Linked DNA regions of Homo sapiens: region 1 is linked to region 2. Evidence: chromatin loops called from intact Hi-C (ENCODE). Cell type or tissue: ascending aorta. All regions are shown on one strand. Links, peaks and the distances in the headings refer to the core of each region. The heading gives the core; the rest is flanking DNA.

What was found. Peaks named below come from ENCODE experiments on the same cell type or tissue, not always from the same donor. Only the 100,000 strongest peaks of a DNase experiment are listed, where the experiment ranks them.
Region 1: it touches region 2 in a loop (3-fold over the local background); 2 of 110 quality-filtered maps call a loop at or near these places.

What each region holds. Positions count from the first base shown.
Region 1 is chr20:15,928,020-15,933,402 of GRCh38, forward strand. It overlaps MACROD2 (mono-ADP ribosylhydrolase 2), which reads left to right. Exons shown (of 18, transcript NM_001351661.2): 11 at 5,257-5,319. All of the region lies in intron 1 of LOC613266 (a long non-coding RNA gene), which reads right to left. Among named protein-coding and RNA genes, the nearest start is that of KIF16B, 640 kb to the right of the region's middle. In ascending aorta, for the core only: a CTCF peak has its summit at 2,486 (motif pointing left); a DNase peak (open chromatin) is centred at 3,117; H3K27ac peaks cover 583 bases.
Region 2 is chr20:15,756,651-15,762,033 of GRCh38, forward strand. The region is part of intron 8 of MACROD2 (mono-ADP ribosylhydrolase 2); the gene reads left to right. Among named protein-coding and RNA genes, the nearest start is that of KIF16B, 810 kb to the right of the region's middle. In ascending aorta, for the core only: a CTCF peak has its summit at 3,097; no DNase peak of the experiment used is centred there; H3K27ac peaks cover 1,229 bases.

The DNA.
Region 1 (5,383 bases), core at 133-5,132, 170 kb after region 2:
ATTAGGTTATTCTTGAAAAGTGGCGAAACACAGATGTGATCTGTAGCTTAGATAGCAGGAATGTCATCTATGTTAATCTTTTGATCTGGATGGTTGTATTGTGGTTATGAAAAAGAATGTCCTTGTTTGTAGAAGATATATACTAAAGTATTCAAGGCTGATGGGCATGATTAGGACATGATTATGTCTGCAACTTACTCTCAAATGGTTCAGGAAAAAAAAGTTCTTGTCCTGTTCTTGCAACATTCTGTTGCTTAAAATTATTCCAGAATAAAAATACCTTTAGCAATAAACACAAAACTTTAGAGTTGTAGCACTGCACTCACTTGATATGAGTGCCAGAGGGGTTTGATTCTCAATATTTGTTGTGTTCAATGTTAATTGAGTTAATCCAGATGAGATTATCATTTCCCACATTTTTGCTGATTCATAATTTACATATCTTACCCAGACAATAAATAGTTACATTTCTAAGTAGGCAGTAGTAGGCCCCAACATCAGCTAAGGCTGGGTTGAAACTGTCCCCTGCTGCCATCACTTGCTAGCTGTGGAATCTTAACACGCCTGTGTCTCAGTTGTCTCATCCATGAAATGCAGATAATAAAACCTGCCTCATGCAGTTTTTATGAGAATGAAGTTTGATAACCTTTGCAAAGCATTTAGACACTGAGTGGAACATATGCAATATTCAATAAGTGTTAGCTGGTATTAGCTAATATTCTGTTGCTCATAGAGCTCTATAGTTAAATAAACCATAAACATCATTATATTGATGGCAGTGCAGACTCTTTAAGAGCATTCCTCTGTTATATCAGCTAATTTTACTTTTCAAATATGTACCTTCTAGAGAATTTTGGAACATATGAGATGAAAATATAGATGGGGAAATACAAAATTAAAGACTAGATTTTTTTATAAAAGAGTGCTAATTTTTTTTAAAGTTAACTTAAAGCCTTCCTGAGCTGACAAAAATAAACATGTGTATTAATCAGCTATTGCCATAATAATGCTGTGCAATAAATCACCCCAAAATGCAGTCCCCTACAACAAAAATATTTATTCTCATGCTCACAGGTCTGTAAGATGACTATGGTTCAGCTGATGTAGGCTGGGCTCAGTGGGGTGGTTCTACTGCAAGCTGTGAGTTGCTTGGGCTTGGTTCCAGACTGTGACTTGGGTTCAAACTTGCTCCATGTATCTCTCATCCTCCTTAAGCCAAGAGCTACAGGGGCATCTTCTTGTCATGGCAAATGTCAGGAACACAAGCAACAAATCCTTTTATGCAGTGCATGTAAATCCTTTGCTCACATTCTCTCCACTAGCATTTCATTAGCTAAATTAAGTCCCATGGTCAAGTCCAACATCAATGGCATGGAAATATTCTCTGCTCACAGTGGGAGGACACTGATTTTATATATATATATATACACATATACACACAATCTTATTATAGGGGACTGAAGAATTAAGACCAATAATCTAATCTGCAAAGCACTGGTTTTGAATTGTCCGTAGTCTGTCTGTGCCCAGAAATCTATAGACCTTTAGAAGAAAAGACAGCAGTATACCAGCAGGAAGTACACATCAGATTGTTTCCCCAGTATAGCGATGGATTTATTTAGACTTACGTCTTGTTTATCTTCCTGTCACCATGTAGCGTTCACAAAAGGAACTACAAATATCAGGATAGCAATCCGTGATCATGTTGTTGAGATTTTGCCCTTACAAAACTCTCCCATGTAGAGTCAAACATGGACTGCTTTCTTATCATAGTCACGTTGCAGCAGGAGCCTCTTATTTTATTTCTATAAAATTTCTGAAATGTTCTTGCAAACAGTACACATTTGATAAATATTGGTTGAAAGAGTAGGAGGCAGAGTACTAATATGGGAGAAATTAGAAGGACACAACCAGTAGAATTCTCACAGGTTTCTGTGCTTTTTCAGCATGGGAAAGTAAAGTGTTATATCACACTCGACATGAATGCTATGGAAATTTATCATCTGAAATAAATATGTGATCTTAAAGGAATATTAACTGAGAACATTTAGCTTCTATGTGGCATTATTTAAGCTAACAAAATAGCCTCGCACTTCCCTATATTTCTTCACCGTTATTGTAAGGCTTTTAAAATCCCTTCTGGAAACCTCAAGTTTACACATCCCTCTACTTAATTTTTCATTGTTTATGTGCTTCCTGTGACGATAGCTAGACAGACAAGGCTGATAAAAAAGAAAGCTTGTCCTTATCAAAGACTTACGGGTAACTGTGTTAATGTGCCTTGCTTTTTCTACCAGTGGAAGCCCCCTATTTCACTAAGAACTCACCCATTTGCAGCATTTAAAATGGATGGAAAGTTATAAGCCAGCCAAAATGTCCTTCTAAAAGAATGAAATGAATACTAATCTAATTGCCCAAGAATGCATATGCTGGGCTTGGAAAATAAGCCTTCTACATTGGTTCCCCCTGCTGGATTTGAGGATGCACTGTCTTGGAAATTGATGAAAGCAATATACCTGGACCGTTTTATCTGAGGACATGTTACTGGAATGGCAAATCCAGCATTCTTCTAGAAAGCATTTGCTCTGTGATAAATGTGCCAAGTGTTTCTTGAGTTTGCTTCCCCAGGGCAGAAATACTGCAAATAGAAAACAGTGCCGCTGAGACTCAAAGAGAAAACAAAAGCATGCCACTCAGATGTCTGTTCTAGGGAGGGGGGTAGCACACAAGGAACTAAGGGTAAAAACCCAGAAGCAGTAGACTAGGTAAACTGCCAGACTGGTTGTTACTATTAGAAAGCTGGATTTCAGGGTCTGACCATGGATTTCCTTCTTATGCATTTACAACTATTAGAACCAATTCCTCACCTTTCTGTAATTTAACTGCTGTTTTTCTTTCCCTTCTTATCTTCCTCACTTCATAAGTAATCTCCCTACCCCTACTCTGTAGAAGATGTGGTAACCAGAGTACTTTCAAAGGAAGCTTGTCACCTGCAAACTTCATGGCTATTGTGAAATGTGTTAAAAGGTCTGTCTTTTGAGGGAGACAGAGAAGCTGGCAGATTTTTCCTGCTTGACTCAGAGTCCATTTGGTGGGAGGAAAGGGACAGATATTGGCTAAGTTTTTGGCACATGCTCCTGCACCAACTTGGCCTTGTTAAGACAGCAAGAACAGCAGAAGTGACTATTTCCTCCCTAGAGCAAAGGCCAATGCTGTTTCCTTCATGGAGAACCAGAACAGGGAAAATATCAGATAATCATGTAGTACTTGTAAATATGCCATTTAGAACACTGAATTTAAGTGGCATGCAGAGCCACCCCAGGTTCTCATATTATATTCAGGCCAGGTGTGGTGTCTTATGCCTGTAATCCCAGCAGTTTGGGAGGCTAAGGTGGGAGGATTGCTTTAGGCCAGGAGTTCAAAACCAGCCTAGGCAACAAAGCAAGACCCTTTCTCTCCAAAAAAATAAAAAATCAGTCAGGCTTGGTGGCATGTGCCTTGTAGACCCTGCTACTCAGGAGGCTGAGGTGGGAGGATCGCTTGAGTCCAGGAGTTAAAGGCTGCAGTGAGCTATGAACATGCCACTGCACTCCAGGCTGGACAACACAGCAAGGCTCTGTGTCTATTAAAAAAAAAAAAAGTAGTTATATTGTGTCCACCGTCACAAACGGCACAGGGCTAACCCAACACAGGGGGTCCTGTACGTATATTTATTAACTGCATTCTTCGCCAACCTCAGAGTATCATTCTTTTTTCTTTTTTTGTCCTTCTATTATAAACTTTTTTTCCCCATTTAGGTCAAATCTAAATGTTTCCCCATCTGAAACTTTCTTCAGTAGGTCGTTTTCCAGAGCTGCAGGTAAAATGCTTCCCCACTGCTTCTGAGGCTTTTGTTTCAGCTCTGCTACTAGTGGCCTCCTCTTGGGAGGATTCTCTTGCCTCGGAATTAAGAGTTGGTAGGAGGAGGAGATGGCGGGTCAAAGCACTCAAGCAAGACAACGTTAAGTGATTCAGTCCTGCTTGTGGGTCAGGAATTTTTAAAGGGCTCAGCTGGATGTCTCTTCTGCTCCTTGTGACACTGGCTGAGGTCACCGCTCAGCTGCATTTGGTTGGCAGCTGGCAGGGTGGAAAGGTTCAAGAAGGCTTGGCTCACAGGTCTGGCCCTTCATGCTCCCCACACATCTTTTCTCCCTCTCTCCATGTGTCTCCCTCCATTTGGCAGGCCAGCTTCAACTTCTTTACAGCATGGGGATTGGCTTCCCAGGGGGAGAAAGTAGAGGCTGCCAGGTCTTGCAGGGTAGCTTGTAGGTCCCAGAATATCACTTCCACCATATTTCATTGGTCTAAAGAAGTTTCACAGCCAGTCAGGACTTAAAGAGAAGGAATGGGCTCCACTCCTTCAGAGACAAAGCATTTGTGGCCATCTTTAACCCACATGAATATAGGTTGGTAACTTCTGCTTCTGTTTTCTGTACTTCACTATATGTTTTATACTTTATTCTTATGTCTTTGTATAAATTCATCATTTTTATTTGCTTCATTTTCCAAACCAAAAGCAATTTGGAGACCCTCCCAGCAATGAGTTATAAAACCATGCCTATACTTAACCTTCAAAAAGCTTATTATTTCTACAGATAAATCCACAGATATAGTAGCTATTTTAAGAAAAAAGAAAGTTTCAGATAGTTGCTAATATACAGCCTTCATTGCACCTGACCAGTTATTTTTCAGATAGCTATATATGATAGCATAAACTCAACCAACATAATCTGTTCAAGACAAAATATTTTATAGCATAGGTATGTTAGACTGCCATATGGAAGTTAAGTGAAAATTGACCTTTTTTTTGCAGCATATATCATACAGAGAAATAAAGGGCGAGAAACTTAGCCAACCTTCCTTACACAGTGCATGTTACTTAAGTCAAGGGAGAAAAGTGGACTGGAGTTGAAGTTTCTATTATATTTTGGGAAATGCCGAGCAAGGAGAGACTTGTTACCGGGACTGCTGAGTGAATTTTGTTTACTGCGGTTAAACATTTCATCTAGCAAATCATGTGAGAAGGGATGAGTATAAATGCACTTATTTATGTAGGTAATTTTTCTGTTTCATGCCTCTGATTCATCTCTCTGCCTGGCTTTATGGGGAGTCATGCTACATTGGTTACAATTAATTTCAGTGCTGCATATTAGCCGTAAAGAGATATTTCACAAATTGACTTGATGCATTTTTTTTCCTCTGTGGTTTTCTTGAAAGATGAGAACGGTCCAGAGGAGAAGCAAAGTGTGGAAGAAATGGAAGAGCAGAGCCAAGATGCAGGTAGGCTCAGATTTCTTTTGAGAAGTCACCTAGGCCTCATCTGCAGAGGTGAACAGTAACTTCA
Region 2 (5,383 bases), core at 285-5,284:
ACCAACAACACCTGCTCCTTTTTGCACACAAAAATGCTTTTATCATCTGAAGGGGGAAGGAAAAACCTGCAACCATTCCAGATGAATTCAAGGCTTAAAAACAAGTTAGAAATGTTTAATGTCTATGCAAGTCTTTACTATTAAGGTGAGTGCATTAAAAACCTTTTGGTAGGACAGTTTTCCAAGTTTGGATAATTTTAGATGTTAATCTGGCTCCTCCCTTTCACATCTCAGATCGTTGTTACCAGGCTGCTTTCTCCTCATTCCCACTGCCTGTCACATTACCAAATGCAAGCAGGCTTCCGAATTGTTAGTCAGCTGATTAAACCCTCAAATTATTGGAGACATTTGCATGGGTAATTATGATTTATTTAAAAGCACTTTGTTTGCATTGCTCTTGTCTCAGTTTCTTCAAAGCCAATTACTGAAAAATTGATTGGATTGGTTTGATTTTTGAAATCATTTGGAACTTCAGAACACATCCCTTTGCATAATTTTTTTGAAAGTAAAACCAAAACAAAACAAAATGGAAGGAGTTCTCTTTGAAAATCTGTATGCTTCATGTCTTTGGAACTTCTGTAGTATGCAAATAAGTGGTTAAAATTAGTAGTAGAAACAGTAATAGTTATTTTTCAATAGAAGGAGAGATCAGAGTAAATCAGTTAAATTCACTGTTTCAGCTCCATCTCATTTTGCAAAGTTACCTGTACTTAGTAGGGCAATTTTTTTTTTTCTAATTCTGTTGGACTTCTAAGAACTAGAAGGATTATTAGCCAGGATGCTGGCAATAATACTGCCCTATATCAAAGGAGATTATTTTTCTGATGAATATGTTGATACTTCATTATTTAAATCCTCTTTTGGAAGAATCCAAAACTGACCAATCTAATACTGAATTCTACCATCTACTGTAGAAAATACCTCCATGAGTGTCTTAGTTTAAGCTACTATAATAAAATACAATAGACTGGGTGATCTAAACAACAGACATTTATTTCTCATACTTCTAGAGGCTGGGAAGTCCAAGAGCAGATTCGGTTCCTGGTGAGGACCCTCTTTCTCATTTTCTTCTCACTGTGTCTTCAAATAGATAAGAGATAGAGAAGAGAGAGAGAGAAAGAACTCTTACCTCTCTTCCTCTTCTTATAAGGACACAAATCCCATCATGGGGGCCCCATGCTCAAGACTTCATCTAACTTTAACTACCTTGCAAATATCCCACATCCAAATACCATCACATTGGAGTTAGAACTTCAACATAAGAATTTTGGGAGGACACAATCATTTAGCCTATGATAATGAGGTTCTGACTTTGTATCTACTCCTTCCCAAACCATGCCCACAAAAAGTCTCAAAATATTGCCTTTGGCTTATCCATTCACTTTTTATAAGCGATTCCAAAACAGAAGATACAATTACCATTGGTTTCTTAGGATAGACAGTTGCTTTAAAAATATTGTAAGCAAATAATTGTTGGGTATTTATTACTTAAAAGTTAATAATTTATGTATAAATTACCAACAGCTCATTTCTATATGATAAGGGTGTCTCAGAAAGACATTTTGGAATAATACATTCCTGTAATTCTTTTTTTTTTTTTTTTTTTGAGGTGGAGTCTTGCTTTGTTGCCCAGGCTGGAGTGTAGTGGCGGGATCTTGGCTCACTGCAACCTCCGCCTTCTGGGTTCCAGCCATTCTCCTGCCTCAGCCTCCTGAGTAGTTGGGATTACAGGTGCCCACCACCACACCCAGCTAATTTTTGTTTTTTTTAGTAGACACGGGGTTTCACCATGTTGGCCAAGCTGGACTTGACCTCCTGACCCCAAGTGATCCGACTGCCTCAGCCTCCCAAAGTGCTGGGATTACAGGCGTGAGTCACTGCACCCAGTCTTTTTTTTTTTTTTTTAAGAAACTGGGTCTTGCTCTGTGCCTCAGGCTGAAGTGCAGTGGCACAATCATAGCTCACTGCAGCCTCAAACTCCTTGGCTCAAGCGATCCTTCTTCCTCAGCCTCCTGAGTAGCTGGGACTATAGGCATGCTCCACCACACCCAGCTAGTTTTTTAGTATTTTTTTGTAGGGATGGTGTCTCACCATCTTGCCCAGGATGGTCTTGAATGCCTGGCCTTAAGTGATCCTCCTGTCTCGGCCTCCCAAAGTGCTGGGATTAGAGGCATGAGGCACTGTTCCTGGCCTAATTCGGTTTATTAAAGGACCCCAGGCCGGGCACGGTGGCTCATGCCTATAATCCCTGCACTTTGGGAGGCCAAGGCAGGTGCCTCACAAGGTCAGGAGTTCAAGACCAGCCTGGCCAAGGTGGTAAAACCTCGTCTCTACTAAAAATACAAAAATTAGCCGGGCTTGCTGGCAGGGGCCTATAATCCCAGCTACTCAGGAGACTGAGGCAAAGAATTGCTTGAACCTGGAGGTGGAAGTTGTAGTGAGCCAAGATTGCGCCACTGTACTCCAGCCTGGGTGACAGAGCAAGACTCCATCTCAAAAAAAAAAAAAAAAAAAAACAGAAATGGACCCCATAGTCATTCTATCCTTCCAAAGACAAAGATGTTCAAAGATGCCTCTGTGGGAACCCGTTAATTCCATAAGGAGCGTTTTCACTAAGAATATAATGAATCCATGCCAAAAAAGAAAAAAGACAATATAGTACTTATGATTTTATATATTACTAATGGAACTGGAAGTAAAAATAATTACTATTTAATTACAGAAATGTGTACTCCAATGCACAAATGCCTGATAGAGGATAATGACGTTGGACACCAAAAACGTTCTGTGGCTGCTGGGGACATTTGGCAATAATTTACATGTTTAATTGAGTTGCTGTGAAAGGCTCATTGTGCAATTACATGTTCACTTAGGTGCTCAGATAGATACTGGAAATGCCTAGGTTTCACTTGTACCTATTTCCCAAATTGCGCCTGCAACAAATGTGTCCATTTGCTTATGTGGGACTCTACATGTGATTGCACTCTACCGGGAGTTTAAAGTGCCTTCTGCCCTTAGGTTTGATGGCTCAGTCTTGCTTTGAGCACTATTGCGACGTAGACTATTTATGGGACAATATTGCCCTCTGGCAGTGAGGCAGCCAGTGGTTTTAATAACTGTTTTATGTCATTTTGACAGTTTTTAAACTAGTCACACCCAGCAGTTTAGGCCAGAAGGGAAACATCAGTGAATGCCTACAGGAGTTTTCTATTACAGAACTCGTACATGCATTTGTACCAGGAAAATGCTACAATTCTTGCTTTAAAGCAAAGCTGCCTTTCCCAAGAGGAGAACTGAATTTTTGCCGCGTAAAGCTTCAGAAAAGTGCAAATAATAATGACAATATTGTGCTCACAGGACAAACAGAGAATAGAACCATTCTCCCTTTGAGAAATTCATGACTGGAGTGCCACAAAGATCAACCCCACGTGAGCCAATCACAAAACATCTTCCTGTAATGCATGTTCAGACACTCGTGGGATCAAAAAAGGACCTCAGGGTCATATCTGATCCTTTGGATTGAATCATCGTGAGGAGTGTCTCGGCTTCACGAAAATGACCCAGAGCTGCTCGCTGAAGCTGGAGAAACCAAAGGCTTGACAGCAGCTGCCAATTCCTGGAGGGGTATCTCAGCTGCTTCTCAGCCACTTACGCAAAGGGAATGCCTCAAGAGAGCCAGGTGGGCTTTACCAGATGGGGCTGAAATTACAGGGAGTAGAGGCTCTGCTATGTTGAGAAGTGCAGCTTCGGCAGACAGCTGAGAAAGACACAGCTCAGTAGGCACCTGCCTTTCCAGCCCAGTGGCTGCTGCAGGAAACATTTCTGGGATCACAGAAGGCAACTCTGGATCTCATCTTGGTCATTGGGACAGGAAAACCAGGCACTGCACGGCAACCCCACGCATTCCTTCCTTGCTTCCCACTGCGGAATAGGTCATGCATCTCTGGGGGCAGAGTGCAGGGAGAGAGGGCAGGAGGACTCCCCAGGAGAGGGAGGAGAAGATAAAAGTAGCAATTTATGCTTTTACTTCAAGCATGCACACACCGACATCTAGCAAAATGCCTGGAAGTACCCTGCACACTGTTTTTCAGCTCATATTTCCTGAGTGACCTTATGTGAATGGACACAGACACTGTGGTTCAAAAGGGACCAAATTCGCAATTCTATTTCAATAAAACAAAAATTAGGGATTTTGAAGTTAAGATGAGATATGAAGAAAGCCAAAAAGGAATATTACCACAGAAGGAGAAAAAACAAAAAGGCTAGATTCAGAAAACTGAGTTTAAATGAAACCTAGAAAGGAATTTCAGACTCTGCATATATTGAAACTATCAAGAGTCCATAACATGAATGAAATATACTGCGTACAGTCATTTAGATAAAAGTGTTTTTTGTTTCGTTTTATTTTGTTTTGAGACGGAGTCTCACTCTACTGTCCAGGCTGGAGTGCAGTGGTGTGATCTTGGCTCACTGCAACCTCTGCCTCCCTGGTTCAAGTGATGCTCCTGCCTCAGCCTCCCAAGTAGCTGGGATCACAGGCACGCACCACCAGGTCCAGCTAATTTTTATATTTTTAGTAGAGATGGGGTTTTACCATGTTGGCCAGGCTGGTCTCAAACTCCTGACCTCAGGTCATCTGCCTGCCTTGGCCTCCCAAAGTGCTGGGATTATAGGCCTGAACCTCTGTGCCCGGCCAAAAGTTTTGAATTTTTAAAACTTATCCTGTTTAAAAATAAGCTAAATTATTATCACTCAAATACAACCTCAGTGCAAAAGGGAAGAATTTAGCTTAGTAAATAATTAAGGCAATTGTTTTAATTGTGCAAGAGATAACAAAAATCGCTTCAATGATCTGATCAATTGAGGGGGAGAAAAAGGCTATTAAAGCCTATTTTAACCATCAAGAGTATGTGTTACACGTATATCCACATTTTGTTATAGGCAAAATTCAAGAACATTAAGCATGTCACTGAACATGAAACTAAGACATGAGGAGACAGGGTTGGGGCTATGGTGTGGTGACTCAGATTTTACAGAAGATCCAATCCAGAAAAGCTAGAGCGCTTTTCCCCAAAATATGTACCAGTCTCGGCCAACCGCTCAATCACTAAGCCTTGCAAATAACCTATTTTCCAAATGATTTCAAAAGAAAATAATGCCTGCCAAAGCAAAGCAACTCATTTTCCCCAGTAATGACTGCAGGAAGACCTTTGATTTCCTTCTCAGCTTCTAAAGCTTTCTTTAAATTTCCCTATTTACACACAGTGTTTCACCTCACAGATTCTCCTTTCAACAGCTGTGTGGGACAGGAATGATGCCCAAGGACATGCAGCCCATAGGTTTTATTTTGTTTTCTTTGGGTAATTTTTTGGGCAGAGGTGAT